Linked DNA regions of Mus musculus: all the other regions are linked to region 1. Evidence: chromatin loops called from intact Hi-C (ENCODE). Cell type or tissue: heart. All regions are shown on one strand.

Region 1 (8,000 bases):
CTGTAAGCGCAGGGCCTTCTCCTCCTGCAGAGGATGATTCTTCAACAGGGCAGCCATCGGCAGTCCTGTCCACCCCCCTACTTCCCACCACTCCCTTCCATAGACCCAAGGGCCAATGCTCAGGTCTCTGGATTTCTCCCTGATTTCTGCTTGCTAAGTTTCTCAGCCAAGGGAAAACCATTAAGTGTCAAATTGCATGAACAGAGCGTCCAAGTAGCTGCCTGTTCCAGGACCAGTGCCTGCCAAAGGACCTTAAATAAACTCGGCTGCAGGGGAGATGCTGAGATGATTCCTATGTGGTGTGTTTAGTTTGTTAAATGAACACACAGAGCGCAGTTTCATCTGATTAGTTAGCGTGAGTCACAAGAGCAGACAACACAGCAGGCTTTCCCCCCTCTCTTCTCTTCTTCTCTTCTCTTCTCTTCTCTTCTCTTCTCTTCTCTTCTCTTCTCTTCTCTTCTCTTCTCTTCTCTTCTCTTCTCCTCTCCTCTCCTCTCTTCTCTTCTCTCCCTCCCCCTCCCCCTCTCTTCTCTTCTCTTCTCTCCCCTCCCCTCCCCTCCTCTCCTTTCCTCTCCTCTTTCTTTCTTTTCTTCTTTTTTTTCTTTCTTTCTTTCTGTGTGTGTGTGTGTGTGTGTGTGTGTGTGTGTGTGTGTGTGTGTGTGTGTTTGGTGAGGTGGGGGGCGGGGGGAGTCTGTTGGGTAACAAGCCAGTCAATACAGTACTTAGGATGAAAGAAAAATCCATGCAAAGAATGTAGTAACTCTTTATTTATTTATATTTCTAGTCAAAGTAGAGAGCTAAAGTCAGACAGTTTCTCTGAATCAATGGCTGTGTATCTCCGTAGTATAGATAGAAAAATCTTATACTTATAAGAGGAAAGAAAGAATCAATAAACCTTAAATTACAGTTACACGCGTAAACTGCCTCACCACCATTCTTTTAAAAGCCATTATTTCCATGCAATATTTTTCTGAAGGAAGCTGGATCCCTTGTGCACACCTGAAAAAAAAAAAAAAAAAAAAAAAAAACGAGGACATAGAGTCAACTTAAATATTCTTCCTCTTAATAAATTTTATGCCACCTGACTGATTTTCCCATTAGAAGGTGCATTAATATAAATGACTCTTAATGAGTGCCCGGAGCTGGAGGCAGAAGCTCTCGTGTCCTCCAGAGTCCAGGCGATGAGGAAGAGATTAGCAAGGGGCAGGCAAGTCCTGCTTGCTGACACTTCAGTCAGGAGCATGTTGGCTGGAGTGGAGAAGAAGGCAAGTGGAATTATTATGGTGCCGATGCTGGGTTTATTTTTTGCAGATAAAAAGCAATAGAGCGGTCAAGATCCAAAGCGCTGCTTAGTCACCCCAGTGCCATCAGCATAGCATTTGGAAGATGTGAGTTTCAGGCAGATGTTGAGGCTGGGGATCACAGACATGAAAGATCAGCTGTTCGCTGATGAAAGCCATGTCAAAGGATGCCAGCCTGGAAGACAAGACAGGATCTACATGAGGGCAAGAACTGGGCACCCTGCTTTGTTTTGTACACGTTTTGGTTTGCTTTGGTATTTATGTGTGTGTGTGTGTTATTGATTTCCTTCTTTTTTTTTATTTATGTGTTTCTCGTTTTCATTTTGGGGTCTTCAAGAGAGGGAAGGTGAAAGGGAGGGAGGGAAATGCATGGGTTGGGTGGGTAGGGAGGTAGGAAGAAGTTGGAGGAGGAAAAGGAATATGATCAATATATATTGGATACAAATTTTATGTGATATGAGAAGCTGTTTGGTTTTTGTTGTTGTTTTTTCACAAGTTGGACTATGTCAGGGAGACGCTAGTGCATCTCAGAGGTGGAGAATTGGGAGAGGCAAGGAAACTCTAAAGCTAACCAACTGAGCCACAGGGCAGCACTTGTACAGACACAGAGATAGGGAGAGGTCCAAATGTTAGTGCCAATGGCAACAAAGCATCAAGGGAAAACTAAATTCCTTACAGCTGATTCAGGGTCTCCAGCACCCAGGACAGGACCACTCTGAAAAATGCAAGTCCTTATGTGAAAACCCAGGCTACTTTTGTATCATTATCCTGAAGCTGTGTGGAGAGAGACAAGGCTAATAATGAAATTGGGGAACTATCAGATCTCTGAGACAAGTCCACCTTTCTGGGGTGCATCCCTCCTCTGGCCCAAGGATGATAGTGTGAATCCTCAGTATAGCTAATGAAGACAAGAGGCTCTGTGATACAGCCTGTGTGGTTCTGTGATCTATAACTCAGAGGCCAAGGGCAAGCAGTAGTGAGTCTTAAGTCAATACAGGTCACAAGGACAGACTGGATTGATCCTGTTAGGATGCCTACAGACCACAAACACTTGACCAAAGTGGCAAAGAGGTCTTATTCCCTTGTAAGTCAGCTTTCCTCAAACGTGTTCATTTTGTGAGCACGAAGTAAATAAAAATAGCTCAAATGTCTTCTGGAGTCAAGGGCAAACTGAAGACCTGAGTCTTGCCTGAGGCTTCCAATTTGCATTGCCAGCCTGAAGGATCCTATGGCTTAAGAACTCTGCGGAGTCTGTGGAAATCAAAGCCTAGAAACACAGAGGTGCCCATCTCCCCTTGCTGGAAAGCTTCACCTTAAGGAATAGTTTGAGATCTCATGGGATAATTACCCTTAGAGGCGCAGAGTCACAAGGTAAGAGAAATTCACGTGAACAAAAAGCCAAGGTTAACTAGAATCTCCAGGCAAGTGTTTCATCGAGAAAATGAGCCTCACACATATTAAAGGGAGACTGCAAAGCACAGAGTAGCAAAATCAAGCAGGTTCCTTGAGGAGATGCTACCGCTGCCCTCCCTCTTACATAAGGGCAAAGAAACAGAGGCACATAGAAGATCAACCCCCAAAGTGGAGAGGCAGCAGCAAGGTCACAGAAGACCGGGATCGCAGTGCAAATGAACAGGGTGCCAGAGTGTTCTGCAGGGCTGAGTTAACGGAGCAAACACGAGCGTTGTTTTCAGTGTGGTATGTCCTCAACACTATTCTGGAGCTGTCACCAATTAATATTTTCTCACCTCATTTTCACTCATTTTTTGTTATTTTCTAAACTGTGGAGATATTTGAGCTGGAAAAAAGTCTAATGCTTGGATAGTTCTGAAAGGACTTGTCGGCCAGCCTGTTGAGGCAGAACTTCTGTTGGTCATCAGCCCAACAGAGTTAAACTGGGGGCTCCAGAGAGACAATAAACAACCCTAACACAGCATGAGACAGAACTGGGTTCTCCCCTGGAAGCAGTTATGGGGACACTCCCCCCTCCCCCCCAGAAGTCACACCATATTGGAAATTGTGGCACACAAAGAGACTTATGAACACTCGCTTCTCCAAAGCCTGCCTTGCCCTCGATTCTTATTTACTATTGTACTTTGACCCAAGTCACTCTCCTGCTTCTAAAACCACCCAGAGAGGACTCTCCATAGTCTTCCCTGTGCTCCACCTGCCATTCCATAGGTTCCTAAAGGTTTTGGCAAGGAAGGCTTGATAAAGTTTTAAAGTGTCAAGAGGCACATGACAAGAGACTGCTCTTGATGTAATCCTGAGACTGACAAATAAATGAGGTTGATATATATAACATTGCAAAATTTGTGTCAGAGAAGACGATCTAGTGTGGGAATCACACACACTGTCATGAACACATTTGCAAACACACTCACCGACATTCTTACGCACACCTGTGTTGACACACACACTCACACACATGCACACTCTTGCAGGCACACTCACACATAAACTTACACACTTCTAGTCACATACACTTACCCACACGTTTGTACTCACATACACAGAAGCACTCAGAACTCTTGCACACATACACACACTTGAACACATTTACACACACACACACACACACACACACACTTTGCAGGGAGGCTAGTATTGTATGTAATGACAGATAGGAGAGCTATGTGAGGAAACACTGGCCATAAGTGTCGCTCACTCTTGGGTGCCTCATGTCAGAGAGTGATCCAGCAGTAGGTTCCCATGAGACATAATTGGAAATGCCATGCTGGTCCTGTTTGGGAAGACTGTACAAAATTCAAGCTAAAGTGTTTCATCCCACAGGAATAATCTTAGTTTATTTTAGAGTGCCATTCCTGTCAGCAATATCAGTGACACAATATGCATGCACACCCGTAAAAAGCACCATACAAAGGAATACTTAGAAGCCCCACCCACCAGCAGAAGGAAACTATTGCAAAGGTTTTAGCGCACCCTGGTGGTCATTATGCTTTCTACATGGGGCGAGGAACAGCAAATATATCTGCGCAAAAAAAAAAAAAAAGTTTCATTACATGATTATCTCTGAGTATATTCGTACTATTCCGTGTCCTTTGAAATTAAGCTAGAAGCATAGACCAGTAGAATCAAATATTATTTCTAACATATTCATTCAGCCTTCAGTCAGCAGGAAATATATATTTCCAAAGTGTTCTTGACAAAAAGTCCAATCTTATTGTACTTATTGTGGACTTGAAAAGCTCCTTCCATAGAATTCATTTGAAAATTATTTGAAGTGATAATTTCATCTTGAAATTAAAAATGTGTTTTAAAGTATGTTAACATCTATTTAAATAACAAGACTCAAATCCAAATTTAAAAACTGAATAAGCATAATACTTTGTTTTGTTTACAGGTAACCCATGTACAGTAGGAAAAGTTTAAAATAATTATGCAATGTGCTCATCTTATATCTATGATCACATGCTAACAGGGCTGACGTTGTCTACTTGCTGTCTAGAATACTTATGCATAAACATTTATGCAACTTTATGTTTCATTAAAAAAAAACTTATTCTCAGAATGTGATAGAATAGCCAACATTTGTCATTATGTCCCAGATAATTGTTCTGCCTCCACCTAAGCTGAGATTGGAATCTTGCCTCCAGCTCAGTAACGACTCATTTCCTAGGGAAATTCAGAGATTTATTTTCTCCAACATTTTAGATTTTATAATTTAGTGAGGTCAGATTTGTTTAAAAATTTTTAACCATCTTCCAAGAACTCCTCTTCTCTCTCTCTAAAAAAAAATCCTCTATAGTCCCTGATGAAACCTGTGAGACAAGTATGTAAATAAACCCAGGGTCTCTGTGGTACATTTATCAGCCCTCAGCTGTGATCCCGGTGATCTTTAAGTGTCCTTTAATACAGGATTTTCAGAGATGAGATGATACTTTCATTTTTAATGAACACATCAGTGCTTCTTTTTGGGTTCATAATTCCAACTCAGGTATATATATATATATATACACACACGCGCGTGTGTGTACATATATGTATATGTACGTATATGTGTGTGTACATATACGTACATATATGTGTATATATCCATATATATGTATATGTACATATATGCATATATATACACACACCTGAGTTGGAATTATGAATATATATAATTTTTAAAATTAGATGTTTTTCTATTGAGATGGGATTAAAATATCTGCTGTACTGTGTGATGGGCTAGCTCAACATGAAAACTTTCCAATGTGCAAACTGGTTCTCTTCTTAATCCTACATTGAAGTCATTCTTTGCTTATCACCCCTTAGTTCTCACGTACTTAGAAGCTTTCTTCTATCAAAGTGAGTGATTATTGAAAATGGATGCTTCTCCTGGTTGGACAGAAGACTCCTTCTTGAAGTCTTATGCCTTATGCTAAGCTAAAAGTCCAGCAAAGCCTTTGGACTGAGCCTTATGAAAGCCTCCTAAGACTGGAACCACTGATATCATATGGATGAAAGGTGACAAGACTCTTAGGAGTTCCTTCCAAGGTCCCCCCTTTTGCCAGAATTCAAATTTCCACCATAGAAGAGGTGAGCAAGTACCTGTGATATGATCTCTTGGCAGGACAGCTTCCTGTAGTCACCTATGCTGTCCTGAGAAATTCTGATTCACTAAAGTAATCAGAATGTGCTGTTTGTGGTTTTAACTAGGATGTATAGATATTTCTTTTTATCTTTCCAGGGAAAGCCACACACACACAGATAATCTCACCCATAAAATGCAGCTTCTCATCAAATAAAATGTTAAAGGTCTCCTCAGTAATGAAGTCACTGAATGGGTTTCTTTGACCCGGTGAGCATTACATTTGTAGTAGGTGTTGTATTTTGACGGAACCATGTGATCATTTGGGTGGGGTGGAATCACTTAATGTGTAATTGCATGGAAGTTAATCAGATATTTGTTTTTGAACAAGTCCTAAAGGGTGGGGAAAAACCCAACTCCTAAGGCATTTTCTAAGGGGTCGTATTTTATTAGCTGACTTAAGATACTCATACCTCTTACCTTAAAGCTTGGTGTGTAACTCTTTTGTGTAAGGTCAGCACCTGTTGAAGGGGATTCAAATGATGGTAGAGCAGTTGCTTCCTTCAGGTGAAAGTCTTCAGTAGCATAGGCCACGGATGGACAGAGCTAACTATCCAGTCGCTTCATTGATCTTTCATTCAAGGTTTTCTCTGAATTCCCCTAACATCCAACTCGATTTCTCTTCTCCTGGTGCGAGGTTTTGTCATTTTCTAGGCCAGTGTCCCACAACCAAGTAATACTCAATACTCTATTCAATAGCGAGAGGTTAACGTACATCACAGAGTCCGATTTCTTCTTTGCATTTTTAAATAACCTTCAATAAAATATTCCCTAGCCTCGCCTGTGCTCACTGAAGTGTGGCCTCTGTGAAGGTGAGCCAGGAACAGAGGTTAAATCATGCAATGGAGGAACTATTAGAAGGGACCAATTGTACTGTAGGCACAAAGCAACAAAGGCAAAGAGGGGGGTATATGTGTGAAATTCAGTGTGAGCAGACTGTGTGAGAAGACAGGGAGAGTTGAGCACTGCTTGTAGTATGTTTGTTCATGGAGTTCTGTAAAACCCGTAGTTCAAAGGAGTTATGAGGAAGATTATTCTCCCCCACACAGCATTACATAGTTGCCTGCAGTCCCATGTGTTCAGGAGAGGCCTCCTGGCGCCTTTCCCTATGCACATTAGCATAGTCTTCACCAGGAAAAGCACATGGATTGGTTATCCAAAACAAAATGGCCATCCTTTAAAATATCCATACAAGTTATGTCACACAGAGGGAGGTTATACTTATGTATTTAGGAATACATATGTGTGTGTTTATTATTCAAATATATGACATACTGTTTGTATACATACTTTATATATGTACAATAGAAATATATCTACAATATATGTATATGTACATTGTGTATATATTATTTGTGTATATATATGTATATATGTATATATCGTGTATATAAATAATTAATTTAAAAAGAGGCAATTAATTTTAAAAAGAGTAAGGAGATGTATATGGGAGGGTTTGAAAGGAGGAAAGAAAAGGGAGAAGTGAAGCAATTACATTATAATAGCAGAAGAATAAAAGAAATAATTTTAAAAATTATGAGGGCAGCACATAAATGCTTGGAGCCGGAGGCATGTTAGATGTTTTATCATTCTTTTCATTTGCCTGTGGACCAAAACCCCTTCAAAATGCAGTCTTGGGGTTGGGGATCTGGCCCAGTTGGCAATGTGATTGTTTTGTAGTCATGAGGATCTGAGTCCAGATCTGCATTGTCTCATAAAAAGCCAGGCACTGAGTAACTGCAATGACTACTTCTTCAGCCTTCTTTCTGTTGCAAACTACCACAGAAGGGTGCACAGAGGCTCAGATGGGGTTCTCAATCTGGGGTGCTCTGCCCGAGAGAGACACTGGGGGAAAAGTTTCAGTTACATGGAGTACCATCGAGCTATGGAGTGCTATGGGAGCAACAGCTGGAGCACCCACCCTAGCTTGGCTCATAGACGATAGCCTCAGAGTCCATGGGAATTGATGTGTCTTCAGATGGTCTCCAGTCATTGTGTCATCAGGGCAGAGGTCTGGAGCTGGGCACAGCAATGGAATGAAGAGATGCTTTCTTCCCAAGGTCAAGAGGAAACTCCAGAATGTAAATCACATGCAAGCATCTGTA
Region 2 (8,000 bases), 390 kb before region 1:
GATTTGGATTTGGGGAGGATGTCAGATACAGAGCAAAAATGTAGGAAGCATGTGACAAGCCTAAAAACAGAGTCTATACTCAGAAAGAACTGAGTAGTGAATGTGTCTAGAGAGTGGGATGTTAAGCAACAGGAGCCTAGTAAAGCCCTGAGGAGTCATTCCATTCTGAGTTTCTAAGATGGGACAGTAGGTATTTGGACTTTTGCAGAAGCCTGGGCTAAATGAAGAGTCTGTTTTCAGGGAGCTGATAAGACCCAGAGAGTTAACATACTGGTTTTGTGTATTTCCTCATGTCCAGCTTCCTTTTGCTGTGCCAAAGAACTTTTTTTCTCCACCAATATCCTGGTTCCTCTGGTCGGGGTGGGGGGTGGGGGTCCTGAAAGGAAGCACCTGGAGTCTGCACAGCAGCTGGTAGGAGGTGGTGCCGGCTCCCACACAGCTTCAGCAAGATCAAATGCATTCTCTGAGATGCCACATTGTTTTACATGCAGTCATAGGCTCTTGGTCAAAATTCTTTTTTTTAAAAAACATTTTTCCTTAAAGAGTTTTAAAACTTGCATGAGATAATATTAGCAGAGTATCCAAATGCGTTCTAGAAATATGTAGTCTGTAGATTATCCTAAAAGGTTAAATGTCTCTTACTAACCTGTTCACAAAGAGGTCAGGAAAAGCAGTAAGGGCACATTAGTATTTTAAGGAAGCTCAGATGTCTCAACCTTTCAATTTTTCTTATCATTAATTAAAGAAGCTATGAAGTGGAGACAGGTCATTTGCTAAGTCTGTACGTGTCCAATTTGTCTTACTTCAACTCTAATTTTATTTTACTTAAATGTCTCTCATTTTCTCTGAATACAAAATAGATGCTTTTGCTGCCTGGACCTTGGCATTTCGGTATCCACATGTAAATGTGCTCCAGAAATGTGCCCACATTTGCCTGTTTCCTAGCTACTGTGGCTTCTTGAGCCTTCTGTTCAGGCTTCTCCTCCACGTTGGATGGATCCCTGTCTGAGGGAAGGTGAGAAAGGTCATGTGGGAGATACTAGTGTTTGCACTGATCCTTAAAGTAGTAGGTATGTGTTAATATTTCACATTGGTCTAAATCATACCAGTATGTGAAATAAGTTAGTCTCAAATTTAGTTTGAGACTAGATCAGAAGGTTTTCTTTCATTGTTTCATTAAAATAGTTATTCCATACATATTTCCTCTGGATGTCCAACCTTCTCCTCAACCAGCTTATTTTAATTACCAATGGAAGTGAACCCCCCCTCAGTCCATTAAATCCCCAGCAAAGTACTTCTTGTGTAGATAATTTCATGAGATCAAAAAGAAATCTAACCATGCTGAAATTTAAAAAACATGGGACATCCTTACTGTGTCCCATGCACTTGAGAGAGGGTTAGCTCCTATGGTGATGTAAATAAAATCTAAATCATTCTTTATCTCTTATTCTAATTTATGTATTCAAACTAAAATGAGATGTATGTTAACAATTATAAATTTGTCTCTTAAACAGCAGCACATTGTACCTACATTGCTTCTGTTGTTATATTTTAAAATATATAGCTCTTGGCCTATCATTCTTTATTTTGTAGTAACTTTTATGTCCCTTTTCTTTTCTTTTCTTTTCTTTTCTTTTCTTTTCTTTTCTTTTCTTTTCTTTTCCTCTCCTCTCCTCTCCTCTCCTCTCCTCTCCTCTCCTCTCCTCTCCTCTCCTCTCCTCTCCTCTCCTCTCCTCTCCTCTCCTCCCCTCCCCTCCCCTCCCCTCCCCTCCCCTCCCCTCCCCTCCCCTCCCCTCCCCTCTCCTCTCCTTTCCTCTCCTCTCCTTTTTTCTTTTTTGTACTGACCATTCCATGAACTGTCAAAGGAGCTAAAGAAAAATTGCCAGCTGCAACTATTCAGTAAATAATAAAAAAGAATGTAGATAAAAATAAGCATATAATATGTTTCTCCATTTTTATAAATGATCAGGGAGAACTCAACCTGTTTTCAATTCCATCCTGTCATTAAAGAGCATAGAGGAAATTCTGAATGGGGAGATTTTTGCAGTCTTGGAAATAATTAGACATGCCCATAACACATTACACATACTCACATACTCTTACATGTACTGGCACAAACACAGACACCCTCACACAAACATTTAAATACTTACAACATATCCATATACAAAATGGCTCACAGACACATATATCCCTTGTAAGTTTAACACTTACTGAGTCAGAAGTATAAGCTATTTTAACAATATTAAAATAGGGCTCTTTCCATCGTCTCTCTTCAATGTCTTTCTTTAATAATTCATGATTTTGATTCTACAGTTTTTGTGTCTTCGGATACGTTTTTATGTATTTAATTTTGAAGTTATTGTGAGTAGTATTCTTTTTCTGTTTTCTTTTTTGGTACATCAATTATTAGTATATAGATTTAATTTATATATATGAATTATATATTATATTTACATATTATATATATATCTATATATATATTATATATATCCTAAGTGTCAGGGAAAGTCTTGTTGAGATCATATGACTGTATTTGAATTTCAGGAGCATTTCAGATAGATTGATATGCATGCATATATATATATATATATATGTATATGTATATACATATATACATATATACACACACACATATATATATGCATATTCATATATAGATATAAAACCTTCCTTCACACACTGGGACCCATCCACAGTAGAGGAGGAGTTTGAACAGAAGGCTCAAGAAGCTGTAGTCTCTAGGAAATACCCAAAGTGGGCGTGTGTATGTGTGTGTGTGTGTGTGTGTGTGTGTGTGTGTGTGTGTATCTGATCGGTTTCACTCACTAGATATTTTTATCAGCACATACTAATTACAGAAACTAGTGAGTTTTGTTGTGACCATTTTATGTATGCAAATGAGGTACTCTGGTCATGTCTATCCCCCTATTACCCTCTCTCCTTCACTGCCCCATCCCCTTCCTCATCTTATGTCACTTCTACTTCCTCCCTACCTCTATCCACAGATTCTACATAAAAAGAAAGAAAATAAAGTCTGGTCATTTTAGTTTCTTTTTTTATTACTGAGTTTTGTGTGTATGTGTGTGTATATGTGTACATGTATATGTTTGTGTGTGTGAATAATTAGAGACTAATACTGACTAACAGTAATGTTGTTGTTGAAATAGCTTACATTTCTGACTCTGTAAATGCTAAATCCACAAGAGGTAATAGGTATATGAGTCTTGTGTTAACTCAATAATAAGGGAGGGGAGTGTTTCCTAGCTGCAGGGTGGATTAGGTGTATGTGGTGTGTGTGTGTGTGTGTGTGTGTGCCTTTCATTTGTTAATTCAGAGTGCTCTTGGGCGGGTGCAGTGCCTGTATGGCCAATCAGTACTCAAAGTGGTTTAACTAATTCACCACTACACAGAGGTACCAAAAACAACAAACAGCGGGGTGTTGGAATGATAAATAGTGCAAAACAAGTAAAACAGAATATAAAAGATCCTCAGAGCTCCATGCATCTGATTCTTGATAAAAAGATTAAAAATAGATTATACAAAAGATAGTTTCTTTAACAAATACTGTTGGAAAAACCTAACATAGACATGCAAAGGCTCAAGGCAGTTTCTCATTGCTCACTCCGTAAGTAGGACTCATCACTAGCATCGCGATGCTTTCTTTGTTGGTCTCTTGATTTCACTTTGCTGAGAGAGGCACAGTAGAGAACTTCTGGCTTCCCTAGCAGTTCTGGTTGCTCCCACTACCTTGTGCTGATTGGGCGGAGGCCTGGATCTGTTTCCTGGATCGTGCCACAGCTGCTGATTTGTGTTGTGTTTTTGGCATCCTGACACAAATGAACTGGACTGCTGGTACCCTGACAAACAGAGGTTGGAATAGCCCCTTGTCCTATTTACCATCTTCTCTTCTCTACCTTTGGACAGTGGGCTAGAAGGGTAGTTGAAGCATTTGTGAACCCTTATTAAAAGTAGGGTTTGTTTCATTTTTAGAAAAAAAAATTAAGCCTGCAAAAATGAGGAAGGTGATGGGTCGTTAAGGAGCAAGGGTAATAGGAATAGACATGATCAGAGTATCTCATTTGCATATATTAAATGGTTACAACAAAGCCCATTACTTTCTGAAATTAATATATGCTAATAAAAATATCTAGTGAGTAAAACTGGCTAATCTGTGCACAACTTCATGCACAGTTCTGGTCCCAAATAGAATCCCTCATTTTGGTAGAAAATAACTTTTCATGTTTCTTATGTTTTAAGTCTCTCCATGTTCTGCCTGAAATCTGTTCCAAGGATGTTGTCTGCCTTTCTAGAGCCACACTTGAAACCATCAGTCTCTCTTGTTCTCACTTTTGTTTTTAAAATAGGTTCACAAAGCCACCGGAGTCATAGCCCAGAGAGGAATTTTTCCTTCTTTATAAAAGTCTGCCTGTACCCCTTACAAGCCTAATGAGCAAATAAAGCCCCAGATGTGAGTTGTTTTAGCAAAGCTTAAAAGTGTTTTCTTGGCTCGTGTTCAAGATTCTCTTTAAATATTTCACCATAAAAATCTCCTGACTGCTTTTCTTTGTGGAACTGAAATGGCATATTGGGAAAATATGTATTTTCATTTAAAATAAAAAAAAATGAGCGCACAGTAAAAACGTTTTGTCCCAAGAAGCTTGAATTACAAGCTCTCAGCTCAAACTTCTTTTGAAGTTTTAATTCCCTCTTTTCTATATAAAGAATTCAGGACTAAGCTATATAAATATACACTATAGGAAATCTGGCTGATACAAGAACTCATAGCTTCTTTTGGAACTTTTGAGAAAATAGTGTTATCTGAGTATATCCTGTTCTTTTGAGACTAGAGAATTATAGCTAGAAAAAAATCTTCTGTAATATAAATAAAAATTAAGTAAACAGCAATAAAAGAATAAAGATGGTACATTAAAAATACACGGGGGTTAATTCCTTGGCTTTAGAAATATTTAAGCATTGATATTTTAGTCGTATTTTGATTTTCACTTTACTGTTGGCATCCTCACGTAAAAATAATGGGAGGAAGCAAACTCAGTTCTAAGCTCGTTTTGACTTGTATGTAGGTCTGATAAAGGATTTGGTGAAGAGGCTAAAAGGATGAATGGAGCACCTGATGGTACTTGAAGTGTGAAGTAGTTCATGTCCACGTTCTCATTTGCCCCAGAATTAAGAAAGCAGTATAACTGGATCTGGGAATGAGGACCAGGCCTGGATGTTACAGGAATTTCCTACAGTCTCAGGTGAGACATATTTAGAATATACAAGGGCTATGGTTCTGCATCACAGTCAAATTTAATCCTAACCACTTATCACTTAATTGTCATTTAAACATTCTTTTGAGGAAAGAAAGATAACTCTAATCCCAAAATTTCTGGACTCTTTCTTCCATTGCTTTGTGAATACTTACTGCTCATTTTATTAATTTTTTCTTTCTTCAGTGCTATCTAAGGTAACCTATATTTTGATGCAGTTCACATTCAATTAGATATTAATTAGCCCTTCTATATTATATTTTTTAAATTAAGTTAATTTTGTTTATATCATCACCTTGCTGGCTAGTTTTATGCCACAGGCTAGAGTCCTTGGAGAGGAGAGAACCTCAATTGAGAAAATGCCTTTAAACGACCAGGCTGTAGGCAAGCCTGTAGGGTATTTTGATAATTAATGATTTAACGGAGAGGACCTGGTCCATTGTGGGTGATGCCATCCCCAGGCTGGTTGTCCTGAGTACTATAAAAATAGACTCATATAGAAATAAAGGAAAATTTTAAAAAGGGAAGTCAAGTGGTGCAAGCCAGTCAGCAGCACCCCTCCATGGCCTCTGCATCAGCTCCTGCCTCCAGGTTCTGTCCTGTTTGAGTTCCTGCCATGATTGCCTTCAAAGATGGACTATGATGTGGAAACATGAGTCAAGTAAGCTCTTTCCTCTCCAACGTTGCTTGGCTCATGGTGTTTTATTCTAAAAATGGAAATCCTACGTAGGACACTCACACTTCATTCTTCCATCAAGTCTAAAATATAAAACCACAAACAAATAAACATACAAACAAACAAAGAAGCAAAGATGAGAAGATAATAAATTGCCCAGCTAGAGAAACTCCATAGCTTCTTAGTGCCATTCACTCCAATAAAAAAATAACGTACAAATCGTTCTTTGCCCTGCACTGTATTGTGCACAGAGTGGTCATTTCTCAGTCTTCCATGGAGAACCACAGTGACATGACTCCTTTTCACCATTCAGAAGATCAGTGCCCTGAAGTCTGAGAAGTTAAACTAAGTGTGCAAGCCATTGAACTGTTGGGACCAGAACTCGTACGGATGGGATCCTGGTGGAACCTGTTCTCACACGTGTGACTTTGACCTCTCTGGTATGTGACTCTAGTGATCTGATATGGGATCACTTAACGTGGAGGAAGCCTGTTTCTAGACAGTGAATCTTCGAATGTGGTTGAGACTCTATTCCTGCAAAGAACTTCATTAATTGTGTATTTATTAAAGAGCAGCTAAAGTCATTTAAAAGATTAAAACATATTAAGATCATAGTTTAAAAACTTGGCATTATGAAACAAACCATGAATTAGAACACAAAATGTAAAAATAACCACATTTATGATAAAAAGTTGCAAATAAAAATGATCACATTTTGATTTTTATTATTACCCAAATACTTCGTGTCACTACACCATCTCATTAACAGAATTCTACTGTTTTCCCTGGCTTATATAGTCATAATTTTGTTTGTTATTTGCCAGATGGATGGTGTGCTTGCAGGAGTAGTGAATAAAGAGTTGGAAATCTTTGAATTATGCATCACAGGGAACTCAACTTGGTGTATGCTTTAGTTCACTGTTAGGAGATAAAATGGATTACTACATAATTTTGATCTAGTTGTGGAAAACACCTATACTTATCATCATTTTAATTTACTCCTTCATTCCCCAGTCTGAAAAAATGCTAGGTGTTGAGGCAACAAGGGAAGGCTTGCTCTTTCTCAAGATAACAAAGGAGCTGGAATCCATCTCACAGCCCTGCTCGGCACTGTGCCCAGGTCATGCTTTGATTCATAACGGCATCCGCGAGATTCAGCGGAAGCTGTGCTTTTGTTTTGTTATGGTTTTAAAGAGGATATTTTGGTAGTAATTTTTGGTACTTAATTTGTAGCCAATCCTCCTTGATGAGGAACATAATAATATTGCAGAGCTGAGCTGAAAGTTTATCTCAGGCAGGCACTAAAACCTGAGACATGATTATACTCATGAGCTGCTGAATCTATTCTGAGGCTCTGACCTCATTTCCACCAAAATAGACCTACACTCCACACACTCAGAGGCTCACCGATGGCTGTTTAATCTGCCACATCATTTGAATATGAATACACTCACTTTTTAGACAGATCAACAATGCCCTTTTCTTGTTTCCCTTGCAGGTTCAAGTTTCCTTTGTTTGGTAGTTAGATCAGATCAGTAAGAATGCTATACAGTGCAAGCTGCTATGGGGCTGACAAGCAGTGACTGTCAGTAAAATTTCATTCATGAAAAGTGCTTGATCAGGAATTAAGCAGGAATTAATTCAGTGGATTTTTTTTCACAAAGCTTTTCTTAGTTGCGTATCTACAGTGCTAAACTGAAAAGAGTGACGGACAGAAGGAAGATAGAAGAGAGGGAAAGAAAGAGACAGAGACAGAAAGACAGACAGACAGACAGACACACACACAGAGACAGACACACAGACAGACAGACAGACAGACAGACAGACAGACAGACAGACAGAGACAGAAGGGGACAGAGACACAGAAAGACAGAATCAAACTTCATACTTCATCTTGACTTCATCCAATAATTCTTCAGTGGGTAGAAAACAGAGGAGAAGAGAGAATAGCTTTCTGGAGACTTGCTTTTAGACATCATCCTGTAAGTGTACTTGCAAAGTTCATAGCACAAGGTTACCTGGCAGATGATACGGTGAACAGTCACCATCAT
Region 3 (8,000 bases), 450 kb before region 1:
TGCCTTCCCTGAGCAGTATGCTGGCAGCACTCTAGGTAAGCCAGCAGTGAGTCAGACACACAGTCCGGCACCCATAGTGCTATAGAAGGGTCCAATTTCCTTTCCTTGCCAATACTAGTTATTATTATCATTTAGCTTTCTGTTGTACCAACCTAACTGTCCAGATCTGGAGTAATTCAGTTTGCCAAGGGTTGCTAGCGTGAAGCATGAGTTGTTGAGCTATGCATGCTTGAGTCTGAGTCATGGTTGCTATTTTGAGACCATGCCACTGGAAATCCTCAAGTCAGAGTTAGAAAGGAGGTGGGAGCCTATAAACAAAGATTGAAAAGATAATATCAGCTTTGCACATGCACATATCATGGCTTCTGAATATATACAATATATCATCACTGCCACAGATGCCAAACCCTGGGATAGGTTGGAAAGGTCCTCTGGCACTTGACCTGGCATCATTGGAGCATAGCCAAAGCATAGAGTCATGCTCTTTCCAGACCCCTCCACAGTTTCTGCCTTCTGCCATCTGTCACTTGCTACAGACCATAAAGGATTCTCAGCTCAGCGTTTTCAAGGTCCAAAGTAGTTGGCAGCTGAGTTCTGCACCTAAAGAAAGTGTTACTGTGTAGAGGGTTGGCCTAATGTTGCTCGTATTCTAATGGTCATTTGGGGCTCCCAGGACACTAAATGACCCTCTCCCAAGTTAATTGTGATTGGTAAATAAGGATGCCAACAGCCAATAGCTGGGCAAAAGAGACATAAGAGATGTTGAGGTTTCTCAGGCTGGGGAGAGAGGACCAGGAAGAGGGAAAGAGTAGGAAGAAGCTGCCATGGAAGAAGAACCGACAGAAGGGAGGAGAGCCACCTGGGCTTAGGGCCAAGAGAGTTTGGCCCAGAGGGCTGCCCAGTTGGAGTTGAGAGCATCCCAGATGGAACATAGTAAATAGTAAGTAATAACTTGGGCTTATCAATAGGAAAGTAGTTTCTAATTGCAATGCTGTTTCTCTGCACATGAGGTTCATTTTACTATGTTATACACCATCCCTATCTTCTTACGTGATTGGGGACAGTCCTCAGCTATGGCACCAGATGCTATTTTTAAACACATGGGTTACAAAACTCAAACCCACATACATTTGGAACTCTCAGTTCAGTGATGCATAAAGAGAACCAGCCCCTTGACATTTATGTCTAGGCTACAGGGTTCTTAGTACTTGATTCTTAACCTTTCCTCACTCAGCCACTATGGACCTGATAGATGGTGAATGGTGTCCATCACAGTCACATGAGTCTAAATACTCTACATGTTAATACATTGAATATTAAGTATCACTCAGTTTTGCTTGTGTATGTTTGGGGAGTGTGTGGCCTGGAACTCAACATGAAGTCTATAATGGCTGCCCAGAGAGCCCGAAGGATCTAATCTGTCTCTGTTTCTTAGTGCTGGGATTACAAGCACCCATTACCATCCCTGGTTTATTTGTGTACTTTGTGGAAACCAAACTGAGATCTTTGAGTTTGCAAAACAAACACTTTACTGCTTTTGTTTACTGTGCTTCTGCGTTGTGTTCAGTGTACAGCAGAAAATCACAGTGAAGGCCAACACCGTGAGGTTTCTCACTATGTTTTCTTCTAGCTGTTTTATTCTTTTAGTTTAAAGGGTTACATCTGTAGTTCATTTAGAGTTGAACTTTATTAGGTTCAACTCCTAAGGATCAACTTCTTAGGAACATTAGGTTCAACTTCTTAGGAATATCTCCAACAAGGACCTGATCCCTGGCTTTTCAAGAAAGAGTTTCAGTGTAGACCTGCCTTCTATGATGCCATCCATGACAGACACACAGAAACTTCATAATTCAACCCTAAGTACACTTTGATTTTTTTGTAGTCCTGAATCGTATTGAGAGAGGCCTCCAATTTCGTTTTTATATGTATCAATCCAGTTCTCCCAGCATTATTGAAAAGATTTCCCTTTAATTATCCTGGTAATCCTGTATCAGTTGAGAACGGTATAGGTTTATTCTGGGCTCTCTATTCTGTTTCAAAAGTCCATATATTCAGCTTTGTATTAGTACATGTTGTCTTCATTTTTATAACTGTGTAATGTAATGTGAACTCTAGAACCACCTTCAAATTTCTTCTTTGGGTTCACATTGCTTTGACTTCATGCGAGTTTTAGTATTATTATTTGTAATAATTTGTACTTCAGGGAAGGAGCCACCTTGACTCTCTAGGGTTGCTTTCATTTGAATAATAGAAATTTGTTAACTTGAACAAATTGACAATTAGTAGATTAGGCGATTTTTAGAAGCCAATGCTATTTTTAGACAGTAAGAAAACATGGAAAGAAAACCTTTCTTCATGTTCTACTAAGTCTCGTTCCTTTATTCATATTTTAAAAAGTCTAACTCTGGTTTTCAATAATATTATTATAGTGGAATGAAACAAAGTGACATAATTTTCATAGATTCTGGCTATAAGCTCACCATTTATTTGGTTTACGAATTTTAAAGTGTTTTTTTGTCACGTGTTGGCTGCTCTGTTAATTCTTTCTGTGTTGCTGTAAAAGCCTGGCTGAGTTACCATGGGAAAAACTTGGTTTGACTAACATCTCTGGAAGGTTCTCAGCAATGGATTCAATGTTTCTGTTTTCTTTTGCTTTAGTTGGAGTTTTAATGAAGCAGTATAGCTATTAACATACTCAGGTGCCACATGCCTCAAATCCTATGACTATGGACTCAAGAAAAATTACTTTCCTCTCTGCCTCAGTTTCTTTCTTAAAGAGTATCTTTATCATAGTACCTACCCTGAAAATCTTCCATGAGGATTAAATTAATTAGTATAGGAAAAATTCTTATAGAACTGACCACCTTGTTAATGCTCCTAAGTACAACCTATTATCACCATGCCTGTTGTCATTTTTCTTTCACTACCTCATATATGCTCCCAAACAAACTTTATATAGTATCCAGCAGTCTATATGTCGAATGTATATGCATATACATAGTCACTATATAACAAAAGAACAATCTTGAATGTGCACTCACTACAGTAATATAATGGCTTAAGTGCTATACTGTACCTAAATATTACTGTTTTTTTTTCTTTCTCTTGTTCCTATACTAACAGTTTATAAATAAATACACAGTAACCCCAGTGGGAAACCTGGCATGTCCGGTTTACACAGTCACCAGCTGGCTGGAGGGCTGGTGGCTTTGTGTCAAGAGCTAGCTCTCCTCTGCCCACCATTCTTTGCCAGGAAATGCCTTTCTTGTTATTCGTCATTGCCTGGGGATTTTCTAGTGATGGTGTTAATACTCCAGGAGATGCAGGTCTGGATTAAGAGCTTTTCCATGTCTCTTTAGTCCACTTTGAAATCTACCAGTAAAGTGATAACTTTGTCCAAGAAAAATATATTTGAAGTATTTCAAAGACTTTCTAACGTAAGTATAGATTGAATCCTATAATGAAAAGTAGCAGCCAGTAAGAGGAGCTGGTAGGTAGGACTAAAATATTAGACAGTAATTGGATCTATGAAAGTATCCACAGAAGGCTTACTGTGTCCCTAATATTATAAATTTATGGTATGCCTATATCTCCAGCAATCTTTGGCATTTATAATAATGTTGAAGAGACAGACCCAGAAAGTAAAAACAGTGGAAGAAATCAAACTGTTCATGTCACAACCCTGTGTTGACACAAACAGGGCTAATTAAAAAAAAAAATTGCTGGCAATCACAGTCATGTGAACTTAGGTCAGATTTTTTGAATATGGTAAAGCAATTAGCAAGGATGTTTGAGAGCTCAGAACCTGGCTGACAAATGCGCCTCTTGAGAGCTGAGATCACAAGCTTTTCTCTGTCGACAAATCTGAAAACAATAAAATACAAAGGAGAACCTGCTACTGATAGAAAACTTTTCTCTAAAAAAAACTTGGAACAGCCTAGACATGAGCACATGCAGGTGTCCTGAGGAGCTGGCAACAGCACTGATTGTAGTACTCTTTTGCAAAGCATTTTATTAGGTGTTGCTAGGAATGAAAAGGGTTCCAGGAAGGTAGATGAATGAAGGATGGGAGATGGAAGTGGTCAGTGATGTGAACCCCAAACAGGGACTAGACCCCGGGGAGGGGATTGCCCTTTCCTAGGTCTCTGTCAGGATATAAACAGTAACTTCACCAGGGAAATAGCCTACCCTGCAAGCCTCACACCCAAGGGTCTTGTTTTGTCTTCAAGAGGTCACATCTCTGACAAGGACCTGATCCCTGGCTTTTCAAGTAAGAGTTTCAGCGTAGACCTGCCTTCTCTGATGCCTTCCATGACAGACACACGGAAACTTCATGTCCTAGTTGTTAATGGCTATTTTTATTTCATATTTTAAAACATAATTCGACCCTAAGGACACTTGATTATTTTGTAGTCCTGAATCGTATTTTTTTTTAAATACTGTATCTGTTTTTTGTTTAGATCATTTTTATGATGAATATTTACAACTGAATGTTGATCTGAGTGTGACGATGCTACATGTTTATAAGCCCAGTCCTCTGGAGGCTGAGGCAGAATTACAATCTCGAAGCCAGAGTAAACGCCACAGTGACTGGATGGCCGTATGCATTTTAGATCTGCCTGGACTCCAGGGCGAGCTGCTATCTAAAGCAGTGGCTCTGAACTTTCCTAAAGCTGGGCCTTTATATCCTTCCTCAGGTTGTGGTGATCCCCAACCACAAGGTCATTTCAGTTTTTGCTCCTTCTTAACCACAATTTCAGTACTGCTGTGAATCTTAATGTGATTATCTGTGTTCTCCAATGATTTTAGGAGGTCCCAAGTGAAAGAGCTTTTCAACCCCCAAAGAGATTGTGAACCAGAGGTTGAGAACAGCTGATCTAAAGAAGAGGGAAGTTGGGGAAAGGAGGGAAAAAAACAAGAAAAGAAAAAAAAATACAGAAACTGAAAACACTAGGCAATATAGAATTTTATTTTAATCTTTTTATTATTTATTGATTTTTATTAGATATTTTCTTTATTTACATTTCAAATGTTATCCCATTTCCTAGTTTCCCCTCTTAAAACTCCCTATCCCTTCCCCCCTCCCCTTGCTCACCAGCCCACCCACTCCTGCTTCCTGGCCCTGGTGTTCCCCTACACTGGGGCATAGAGCCTTCACAGGACTAAGGGCCTCTCCTCTCATTGATGACTGAATAGGCCATGCTCTGCTACATATGCAGCTGGAGCCATGAGTCCCACCATGTGTATTCTTTGGCTAGTGGTTTAGTCCCTGAGAACTGTGGGGGTAATGGTTAGTTCATATTGCTTTTCTTCCTATGGGGCCGCAAACCCCTTCATCTCCTTGGGTCCTTTCTCTAGCTCCTTCTTTGGGGACCCTGTGCTCAGTCCAATGGATGGCTATAAGCAGATTTCTTAACTGTCCTACAAACAACCAAAAGTACTGGTGGTAGCAGCTTTAGCAAACCAACTTGTTTGCTATGGCAAAGGATACCGAGGGCTGCACGGAGATATGGACTGGAGAAAATGTAAATTTCAACTCCCTTTCTAGAGAGGAAACGGAAGATTTAAATTCCAGTTTCTCTTCTTTTGGTCTATGTGTCCAAATCCTCATTTCTCAATGATGTAATGCAACACGACTGGAGCCATTTGAAGAGCCCTGTGTATGACAGACAGATCCTAGACTACTCCACTGTATCAGCTGAGTTCCTCTTTTTAGGGTAGAGGGCCTGTGAGTTGCTTCCTGTGCCAGCATCCCAAGAAAATGGGAAATTCGAAAGATTTCTTTTTTTTACAGAGGAAAAGGCGAGGTGAACACCACCAACGGTTGTGTTTGATGAGTGCATTAAATAGGCACTACACACTTAAGTCTCACCAGCACTGCATTAAGAAAATACTGTAGTTCAGAAGTACTTTCTTTTCCTGATTCAAATAGTCACAGTTTATAGTATTTTGTGTCTTCATGAAATATCCACTTAAATATCCACTTCATTGGACTATGTGTGTGTTTTGGTTTTAAAAATCCATAGACTAAGGATTTTCAGTGAAATGATAAAGTTGTATAAACATTTTCTAAATTTTAAGATGAAGTGTTCCACATTGAGAAGGACTTGATGTTAGAAAGGTTAGTAACACAGGGGTGACTGGTTCATAGACTTAAGTGCTGACACTCAGGGGTTCTCATTATATTCCTAGGTACTAGAGCAAGCTTGCCACCTAACTGATGCAGCTTAAACAACTAGGTGATATCTTTATTCACTTGCTAGAGTTGATGGAAATGATACTTGAGGAGGTGGAGTCAATGTGACCAAGGTCACATAGCTTGCTCTAGGCAGGCCAGGCATGCACTTCTGCATTTGGTTTTTTAAGTCCATGTGTTTCAGAACTCTACCTTATACAATCATGTTCACTTGCCTATTACAATCAGTTCTAACTCTAAGTGACTATGTGATGAATATCAAATGTTACATATAAATGCTTAAACAGTCTCATAGTCCATAGTTTATCAAGCCAAGTTCTTAAGACATTAGAATATGCTATGTACTTTATATTTCTGATATTGTTTGGGTACATGTTATTATCCCACTAAATATTAGTACAATTAAGCATAAAATCTTGATTCTATGTTTATATAGTTGCCAATTGTTTTTCTCTGCCCCACTCAGAGACTCTCCAACTCTTACACTCAGCCCATTTGACTCTTTGACTCAGCTTAATGTAAGTAAATCTGGGTTTCTTCTTGTACTTTCTACTAAGGGGAAAAGGAAATGCAAACAACTACTTTAAATCTCTGGGTTTTCTTCTTTCTTCTGTTTAGAACAATATTAAGTCAGATGTCCTGTGAGTTCAAATAGTAAAGTTTCCACCTTATAAAGCCCTTATGAAGAACACCTTATATGTGTTCTTGAATTCAGTTTGCGAATATTTTATTGAGAATTTTTTCTGTCTATGTTCATTAAGGGTATTGGTCTGTAGTTTTCATTTTTGTGATATGTCTTTATGCAGTTTAGGGTATTGTTTTAGTTTGATTTCTGTTGCTGTGATAAACAACACAGCCAAAATCAACCTGGGGGAAAGAAAGGGTTATTTGGCTTCCAACTCCTCCTTCTCATCCCTCTTCCAACTCTTCCCAGATGCTCCCAACTCTCTACCCAATCAATTTCTGGTTCTGTTTTTCTCAGAAAAGGAAAAAAAAAACCACTAACATACACATATACAATAAAACCAACACCATCACACCATCATCACTGGTCAAAACATAACCACCCCTGCGAGAGAGAGAGAGAGAGAGAGAGAGAGAGAGAGAGAGAGAGAGAGAGAGAGAGAGCGCTCATAAAAGCACATCATTAGAACACAGAGATCCTATGTTGTATTCCCCAACTACTTTTAGGCACAGAGCCGACCCCGGAGTGTGGTTGATATGTGCAATGACACCTCACTCGAAAAAACTATTTTTCCTTTCCCAGAAAGTATCAATTGCAAATAGCTTCTCGGTTAGGGATGGGACTTTGTATGCACTTCCTTTTCTCCATGTTGGGAGTTTTTCCTGGTTTGAATTTGTATAGGTCTTAACATAGTGTTAAACATAAACAAAGGGGCAACTGGAATAGAAGGATTAAAGGAAGAAAGGCATGCAGACACAGTAAAAGGAAGGAAAACAGAGAGGGATAGGTAACATTGAAACCCTTCTATTGTACCATATCTATCTATCTATCTATCTATCTATCTATCTATCTATCTATCTATCTATCTATCTTCATTAATATATTTTACTATATTCCACTCTCAATTCTGAAAATATAATGTGTGTGTGAAAGAAATTTAAATGGAGTTACTATATATATATATATATATATATATATATATATATATATATATATACAGAGAGAGAGAGAGAGAGAGAGAGAGAGAGAGAGAGAATGCCCCTAGACAACTCATGCCACCAAGTAGAACCTCCAGTGCCAGAAATGAAATATGACTTGTTGAGTCATTAGTCAAAGAGG
Region 4 (8,000 bases), 400 kb before region 1:
CTCTTGAGAAAATCATTTGCAAGGGTTTTATACATATTAGGAGAGGGAAATAGTAATAGTAACCAGGGCTTTTCTTTTCTTTCCCTTTCCTTTCCTTTCCTTTCCTTTCCTTTCCTTTCCTTTCCTTTCCTTTCCTTTCCTTTCCTTTCCTTTCCTTTCTCTTCTTTTCTTTTCTTTTCTTTTCTTTATCAATTAGATCCCAATCCCAGACAAATTATTTTAAAATCTGTCTTGATAGAATACAAGCTGCTAGTTAAAGTAGTTCAGACCTTGCATCATGGGAGGCTTTATTGTGATCTGTTTTTATATTTAGTTTACTAATTCTACATGTGTTAGATATTTGTTTGTGATAAGTCACATGGGCCACTTTTGGAGATGAGACATTAATGAATGTAGTCAAAGCCATGGCCTGCAAAAATTAAACACAAAGCTCCCAGAAGTAGGTTACAAAGACGCAAATTTGTGCTTACTCTGTAAACCCAAGGAGGAGGAGCAGCTCTAGTTCGTCCTTGGCTAAGCACAGAGGCCGGGGCTCAGCGACAGACACTGAATGCTACTTTGTCCATTTCCCAGAGCTGATGTCAGTCTTCAGCTTGACCTCAACGTGTAAATCAGCAGTGCTCAGACTTCCGTATTTCACGGTCTAGATGATTAAAAGAGAGAAGAAAACCCCAAAACAAAAGACTATTCAACAGACAGGATCAATTTTATTTTGACAAGCACACAATTTAAATAGCAAATAAAAATAAACCAGGGATCCCTACCATCTCTGATTCCTTTTAAGATCACAAGAGGGGAATAGATTTCATGTTCCCAAAGGAAATAATGGAGATAACATTAGAGCAAAGAACCTTTTTTTTTTTTTTTTTGCATCTAATATTTGGCTTGGACATGGGTCATCTCCAGTAGTTCATTGCTGCTTGTGGGGACTTCAGTATGACCTAGTAAGAGGTAATGGGCCTTCTTAGGAAGAAGAACTGGTGGGAACTTACTGGATGATGGGACAGCTGTTTACCAAAATTATTAATACCCTTATGGAGACATGAGTTAGTTTCCATATAAGTGGATTGTTACAAAGGTGTTAACTTCCTCCATCTCTGGCTTCTTGTAACACATGACAAGCTTGAATTCATGCCATTTGGGATGCCCCTTCTTACAAACAGTCCACAATTAGCCAGTGGACCCTCATTCCCCCTTTCAGCATCATCTTCTTGTGCTTGCATCCCTTTGACCACGCACCCAAGGCTTGCAGTGACCCAGCATTTCTTTTTTTCGCTCTGTCTTCCTCACTTTTCTTCACCTTTTTGTTGTTGTTTTTTCAGTAGCCCAGTGCTATACAGAGAGGACAGCACCCTATTCACTAGCAGGTCCAAAATGTGGACATGTCAAAATTATCTCCAGAAGGCTGCATTGCAGAGTTCCCCCTCAGTCAGGAAAGATGAAATTATTCATGGCACAGATTTGAACATGGGTCTTATTTATGTTCTTTTATTGGGCTGTATTAAGATAGTCAATAGATTTTTTTAAAAAAAAATAAAACTTTTTTACTGTGTGACTCCTATTGAATTATTTACATAAAAATGATCATTTGCCAACTTATTAAAAAACAACTTCCAATATTTCTTGCTTGTTCTGCATTGGTACTGTCAAAGACATGCTCTTAATTTCTAAGATTCATGGCCTTCACTGTCAAAATACTGCCTGATTCTCGTGTGTCTTACCTGGAAGGAGAAATCATAAGATCAGAAGGAATATCTATGGTTTGGGTGGATCTTGTGGAAATCGAAATTTAGTTCCAGGCTTCATTTTGCTTTCGATCAAAGCAATGGAACTGCTGTTTCATTGTGTTCCGACTTGCCTCTTTTCTCTTAAGATGCTTCGAGAACTTCAAACACAATATGGGTAAGGGTCTAACAGTATTTGATGAGACAGTGGATTGACTAGACTAGCTCCTGCAGATAGACCTAGCTGACATGTCCTTCCTTTTCTTTTTTTTCATTCCCATCATTTTTGCCATCATACTGTTGACATGTTTGAGTATGTTATTATATGTAGTATTACAAGTATTATTATTATTATAAGAAGGAAGACCAGGAAAAGCACTCTTTTCTGATATCATTCCAGATAAACAATCTTTAAATGGTAATTCTCTTCTGTTATAATTTGTTAGGAATCTTGTATGTATGTATCCTTGTATCAAGATGATTCTGAGTCTCTGCTAAAAAACAAACCCTTCATGAAGAAGCTATCTTCAATGAACAAAGGTGTGGTCATTCAGATCTGAAGTAGGGTACCTAGACCTCAACACTACTGACACTTGAGGACAGACTGGTCTTTGCCATGAATAGTTTGGTAGCATCACTGGACTCTGCCCATTAAATGCGAGCAGCCGCCTGTGCTACTAAGTATTTTTCTCAACTTGACACAAGCTAGAGCCATCTGGAAAGAGGGACCCTCAACTAAGAAACTGCTTCATCAGATTGCATATAGGCAAGTCTTTGGGGAGTATTTTCTTGACCAATGAGTGGATATAGGAATTCCCAACTTACTCTAGGCAGCGCCACCGTTGGGCACGTGGTCCTAGGGAGTGTAAGAAAGGTAGAAGAACATGAGTCAGACACATCAGATTCTAGTGAGCAGCTTCCCTCTGTGTTTTCTGCTTCTGCTTGAATTCCTGCTGTGACGTCCAGTGATGTGAACTGTGGTCAGGACCTGTAAGACAAATAAATGTCTCCCTCCCCAAGTTGCTTTTGGTCATGGTGTTTGTCACACCCACATAAAAGTAAACCAGGACAGTGCTCTTTAGAATTAAAAAAATGCAGAATCCCCCAGGGTTTGATAAATAGCTCCTGTATAAAGTAATAATATATTTCTTTTCGGAAGATTATATTTTTGTTAAGTACATGTATCTTTGAATCAAAAACTTGTAGCTTTGACCTAGAGCTCATTTCTGAGGGACGTTTCTTGACTTTCTCTTCCTTCCTTCCTTCCTTCCTTCCTTCCTTCCTTCCTTCCTTCCTTCCTTCTTTCCCCTTGATGCTAGAAATTGTCCCCAAAGCTTTGCACATGCTAAATTCATGCTGTGCCACTGACACCCATCTACTCACCACTAACACCTAGTGTGGCATTTCTAGGCCTTTATATTTCATCATTTATCTTTAGTATACTCTGCACTGTCACAGAACTAATTTTCCTGCCACACATGGAGCTGTGTATTCCAGAGAATTAGTTTGGCAAGGAGCCAACACAGTTAATTCACTCACTGTTAGGCTCACCCAATTCACTTAGCTCTGGTAATCTACAGTAATAGTCAAGATGAGCGAAAGTATGGCATAACACACTTCAGCATATTTGGCTATGCTCATAGTAGATTGAGGAAATTGATTTTAAAATGCTTTTAACTACTGAATTAGACACATGGAACATTTTTTTTTTTGCCCACATGTTGTCTCTATATATCTAGGTATATTTGCTATATATATCTAGGTATATTTGCTCTAGAAGAGCACCTTGTGTGATATGAAGCTGAGCTGTTGGGTTTACAGTGTCTGTGCACAGATAAGGAATTGATGGAAGAGAATATTAACTGAAGGTGATTTGATTACATTTCCAATGTAAGGTTTCAGAGTAAAGAAACTGTTTTAGACTCTGGCAGAAATTAGTTGTGATAACCAGGGATTAAGAATCAACCATGAAGCCTTCTAGTAGTATTTAGACAATAAGTAGATGTAAACTCTTGGGTAAATAGTCATGATCCTTAGGTCTTGTGTGTAGCAAATAGCAAGATTGACCTGTCAGGAAATCTCCCAGTTCTGGATTCATCAGAAAACCTCTAAAAGTAGGAAGGAGGAAAAAGAATACATGATTTACTTAGAGAAAGAACGAAGAAATGAGAACATATATAATAAACTTTATAAAAAGTGAGTCAGGGGGACAATGCAATGATGGCCACCAGATTGTCAGGTCTCAGAGCAACACTACCGAGTAGCTTCAGAATCTGCGTGTATTTGAAGAAGAGACAGTGGTGATCCCCAGAGCCACATAGAATAATTAACTTTATTTTATCCTTAGCTGGTATGTGGGAAAGAAGTTTCCCATCATTAAGAGATACCCAGTCAGACTCTCCTTCCAGGAGGGACAAGCCCAGTTAGGGACTACAGTCTCTATTGCCAGTCCTTTCAGGTCTGCCTCAGCTGCTGAGAGCCTGAAGGAATGTGGAATAGAAGGAACAGTGGCAGCCTGCATCTGCAGCTTGGCAAAAGGGGATAGGAAGGCCAAACTCATTAGTCCAACATGAGCCCTGTGAAGGAAGAGGCTTTGATGGGTCCGAATTACAGTTTACGGGGTTTTATTCCTCTGCCTGCCAGAGGCGGAAACTTTATCTTCCTGTCCATGGAATTTGTAATAACATTGTGCACCTCAAAGTACATTCTAACATCTGCTTCCAGAAGCCCAGCTCGTGACAGCTGTACCACATGCAGAAGCGATAGTGTGGAAGTTAACAGCATTTGGCAGCTCTCTCCCATCCTTCCTCCTGTGCGTCCTCAGTCCAGATATAGGAACTTTTATGCTGCCTTTATTTACTTGGAGACTGGTCTTAGAAACCTTTGCAATACTGCTGTGCTGTTAGCAGAGTTGGGTGGTCATCCGTAGAACCTCAAAGCCCATTTACATACTTGGCCATTAGGATAGTGGTGAAGTGGTTTGCACGATACGAGTTCCCACAAACACAGCGTAACACAATCCAACTCAACACTGTGGCTGCTCACAGGATTTATCATCACATCCTTTCACTAAATGTTAGGAGCTATTTTACATTGACTTTGACAAGTTTTTTGATTATATTTTGCAATGGAAGTATATAATCTTTTTCCATACAAACAGAGGCAGCCTGTGTTTATCAACACACATCTGGGAAATGGGGTAACTGGATAGACAGATACTCTTGAGGTTGCTGAAGTGGAAAGGAAAAGAAACAAAAGGAAACATGGAGGAAGCAAAGCATTTCCATCAGTCTGGTCAGCAAGGAGGAAACGAGTGCAGGGGAGCATCCTCTAAGACGAACCACATGGCTCTGCAAAGCAGTCCTGAGCTCTGATGGAAAATATCTGAGAAGCGTGTTTGAGTACTAGATTAAAGAAAATGTCATTGTTCTAGGGAAAACTGATTTCATTGTCTCAGTAGTCCTACACTTCAACACATTTTTGGAAATAAAAGATGTATCTTGAAGATTCTAACTTTACAACTGGAAGCAATTCAGTGCCTCATGCCAAGAGCACGCTGCTTGCTGAAGTTCAGAGGAGAGTGAGCACTGTTGATTGATGTTGACATCGTTCTCTGCACAATAAAGAGCACTGAGGAAGGGAGCATATCGCTCGCACATGTATGCGAAAGGACCAGGGAGGGAAGGCAAAGACCTCTGTTATCCCTCCCACTTCCCAAAATACTGAACCTGTCTGTGCAAGGTTTTAAGGAATCCCTTACTACAGTTTGTGTGTGGACATCAAGGCTAAGTATTGATATTGGAGGAGTTTTTTTGTTTTTTTTCAGATGCCCAAGACTTACAGGGCAGATTTTATTCAAACCACCATGTACAGCTAGTACAGAACAGAGATGGTATTCAAACCCACACAACATGTTAGTCGGTGCATACTTTCTCAAAGTTAACTAATAGAGGCCTAGCATACAGTATTTGCCTAGCATCAGAAATGTGCATATAGACTTGCTTGTCTGTTCTATTCACTGCCTTTAAAAACACATCAATATTCTGCGTATCTGCTAAGTTAAAGGGGAGAAAATTCATAAAAGTGTTATCATAAAAGACCTTATGGAGGTGTCAGGTTTTGAGCTGAACCTGGAACAATTATGTTCAATGTTTTTGAAAATTATTATTATTTTCAATTTTATGCACACATCTCAGAGATGTGCCAAATGGTAGAAAGGGCCAAATGGTAGAGTTATACAAAGCAAAGGAACCAAGGAGAGCAAACTCGCACAGGCTCCTACCCTATTCATAGGAAATACTTATGAAGCTCATGTATTGATGGTGTGCTTTTACTTCAATGTAAAGGATCATCTCGAAGTTTGATGATGAGGATGAAGAAATAGAGGAAGAATATTGTCTCTCTTTGGAAAGAGGTGGGTAAAAGGGGGGAAGAGAGAAGAGGACAGAGATGGAAACGGAGACAGAGAAGGAGAGACAGAGAATGAACTTGAGCCACTGGTCATTTGTTTTTTTCCCTGCTCTTCCTAGTGGTTCTACCTGTCCACCACAGGAATAAATCAGTGTCAAGCAAAGACTTAATAATGTTGTATTACTATTCCCTGCAAGTTAAAATTCAAGACATTGAAGTTTTTCTCCCTATAACTTGATAGAATTTCTGAGGTAGTTCTAATAATTAATCAAATGGTTTAGCTTACTAAACAACGCATGAAGTGCAGTCACAGAAATGCATTTGCCATAATTGTCAAGCTTATTTCCTTTCTTTTTTTTAAATTTATTACGTATTTTCCTCAATGACATTTCCAATGCTATCCCAAAAGTCCCCCATACCCTCCCCCCCCACTTCCCTACCCACCCATTCTCATTTTTTTGGTCCTGGCGTTCCCCTGTACTGGGGCATATAAAGTTTGTGTGTCCGATGGGCCTCTCTTTCCAGTGATGGCCGACTAGGCCATCTTTTGATACATATGTAGCTAGAGTCAAGAGCTCCAGGGTACTGGTTAGTTCATAATGTTGTTGCACCTACAGGGTTGCAGATCTCTTTGGCTCCTTGGATACTTTCTCTAGCTCCTCCATTGGGGGCCCTGTAATCCATCCAATAGCTGACTGTGAGCATCCACTTATGTGTTTGCTAGGCCCCTGCCTAGTCTCACAAGAGACAGCTATATCTGGGTCCTTTCAGCAAAATCTTGCTAGTGTATGCAGTGATGTAAGCGTTTGGAAGCTGATTATGGGGTGGATCCCTAGATAAGGCAGTCTCTAGATGGTCCATCCGTTTGTCTCAGCTCCAAACTTTGTCTCTGTAACTCCTTCCATGGGTGTTTTGTTCTCAATTCTAAGAAAGGGGCACAGTGTCCACACTTTGGTCTTCATTCTTCTAGAGTTTCATGCATTTGGCAAATTGTATCTTATATCTTGGGTATACTAAGTTTTGGGCTAGTATCCACTTATCAGTGAATACGAATTGTGTGAATTCCTTTGTGATTGGGTTACCTCGCTCAGGATGATGCCCTCCAGGTCCATTCATTTGCCTAGGAATTTCATAAATTCATTCTTTTTAATAGCTTATTTAAGAGAAAATTGTACACTATGGCCTCTTAAACTCCTGCATATATTTATACATCACAAATCAACTAAACAAGAATCAGATATTTTTGCCCGTGGCTACTTGTCACCAAGGTCATCTTCTGCTGAAGAAATATTTGGGTACCTGGTGGAACAGTATAAGTTACGTTTACCTCAGTGAGTGTAATTGGGTATATGATATATAGCCAATTAGTATTATTAGTAATGATAGAAAATCATTCAGATATTGTCATTACTAATTTCTATCATTACTAATTTTCTATCATTACTAATAAGGTAAAGCCACCCAATTTCCTTCTTAGGTCATCCCTCTGTTCTTATGGAAGAACAGAGCCAGCATATCTTGCTGATCTCCAGGAACAGGATGTGAGCTTCATCACATGAGCAGTGCCAAGCACAGAGTCGGTGATTATAGAATGGATCAATTCGCCATTGGTTGATACAGAAAGTGCTGCTTTCCAGCCTTTTCCTTAACACACCCCGGTCCAATGGAACTGCGGTACCATGCTATAATGATGATTCTCCATGGATACCAAATTGCCAGGAAGTAGAAAGAACAAAGACCATGATAGCAGACAATTCAGAAACTCAGCTTCCAAGTCGGGTGCTGAAACAGCTCGTCATCTGAAACAGTCCATGGGTGTGAAGGAGCCCATGGTCAGCCATTTTCACCGACAAGCTCTGCTTATGT

Evidence for each region. Hi-C counts contacts between places; a loop is a spot of excess contacts. Peaks named below come from ENCODE experiments on the same cell type or tissue, not always from the same donor. Only the 100,000 strongest peaks of a DNase experiment are listed, where the experiment ranks them.
Region 2: a loop joins it to region 1, with 4 times the contacts of the local background. A loop is called at or near these places in 3 of 42 quality-filtered maps.
Region 3: a loop joins it to region 1, with 2.3 times the contacts of the local background. A loop is called at or near these places in 3 of 42 quality-filtered maps.
Region 4: a loop joins it to region 1, with 4 times the contacts of the local background. A loop is called at or near these places in 2 of 42 quality-filtered maps.

The regions. Positions count from the first base shown.
Region 1 is chr1:138,040,511-138,048,510 of GRCm38, forward strand. No RefSeq gene overlaps it. Among named protein-coding and RNA genes, the nearest start is that of Gm34353, 51 kb to the left of the region's middle. In heart, a CTCF peak has its summit at 4,251 (motif pointing left); no DNase peak of the experiment used is centred here.
Region 2 is chr1:137,649,915-137,657,914 of GRCm38, forward strand. No RefSeq gene overlaps it. Among named protein-coding and RNA genes, the nearest start is that of Gm34306, 110 kb to the right of the region's middle. In heart, no CTCF peak of the experiment used is centred here; DNase peaks (open chromatin) are centred at 3,767 and 7,067; H3K4me3 peaks cover 500 bases; H3K27ac peaks cover 2,873 bases.
Region 3 is chr1:137,588,250-137,596,249 of GRCm38, forward strand. No RefSeq gene overlaps it. Among named protein-coding and RNA genes, the nearest start is that of Gm34306, 180 kb to the right of the region's middle. In heart, no CTCF peak of the experiment used is centred here; a DNase peak (open chromatin) is centred at 3,222.
Region 4 is chr1:137,640,472-137,648,471 of GRCm38, forward strand. No RefSeq gene overlaps it. Among named protein-coding and RNA genes, the nearest start is that of Gm34306, 120 kb to the right of the region's middle. In heart, no CTCF peak of the experiment used is centred here; a DNase peak (open chromatin) is centred at 4,450.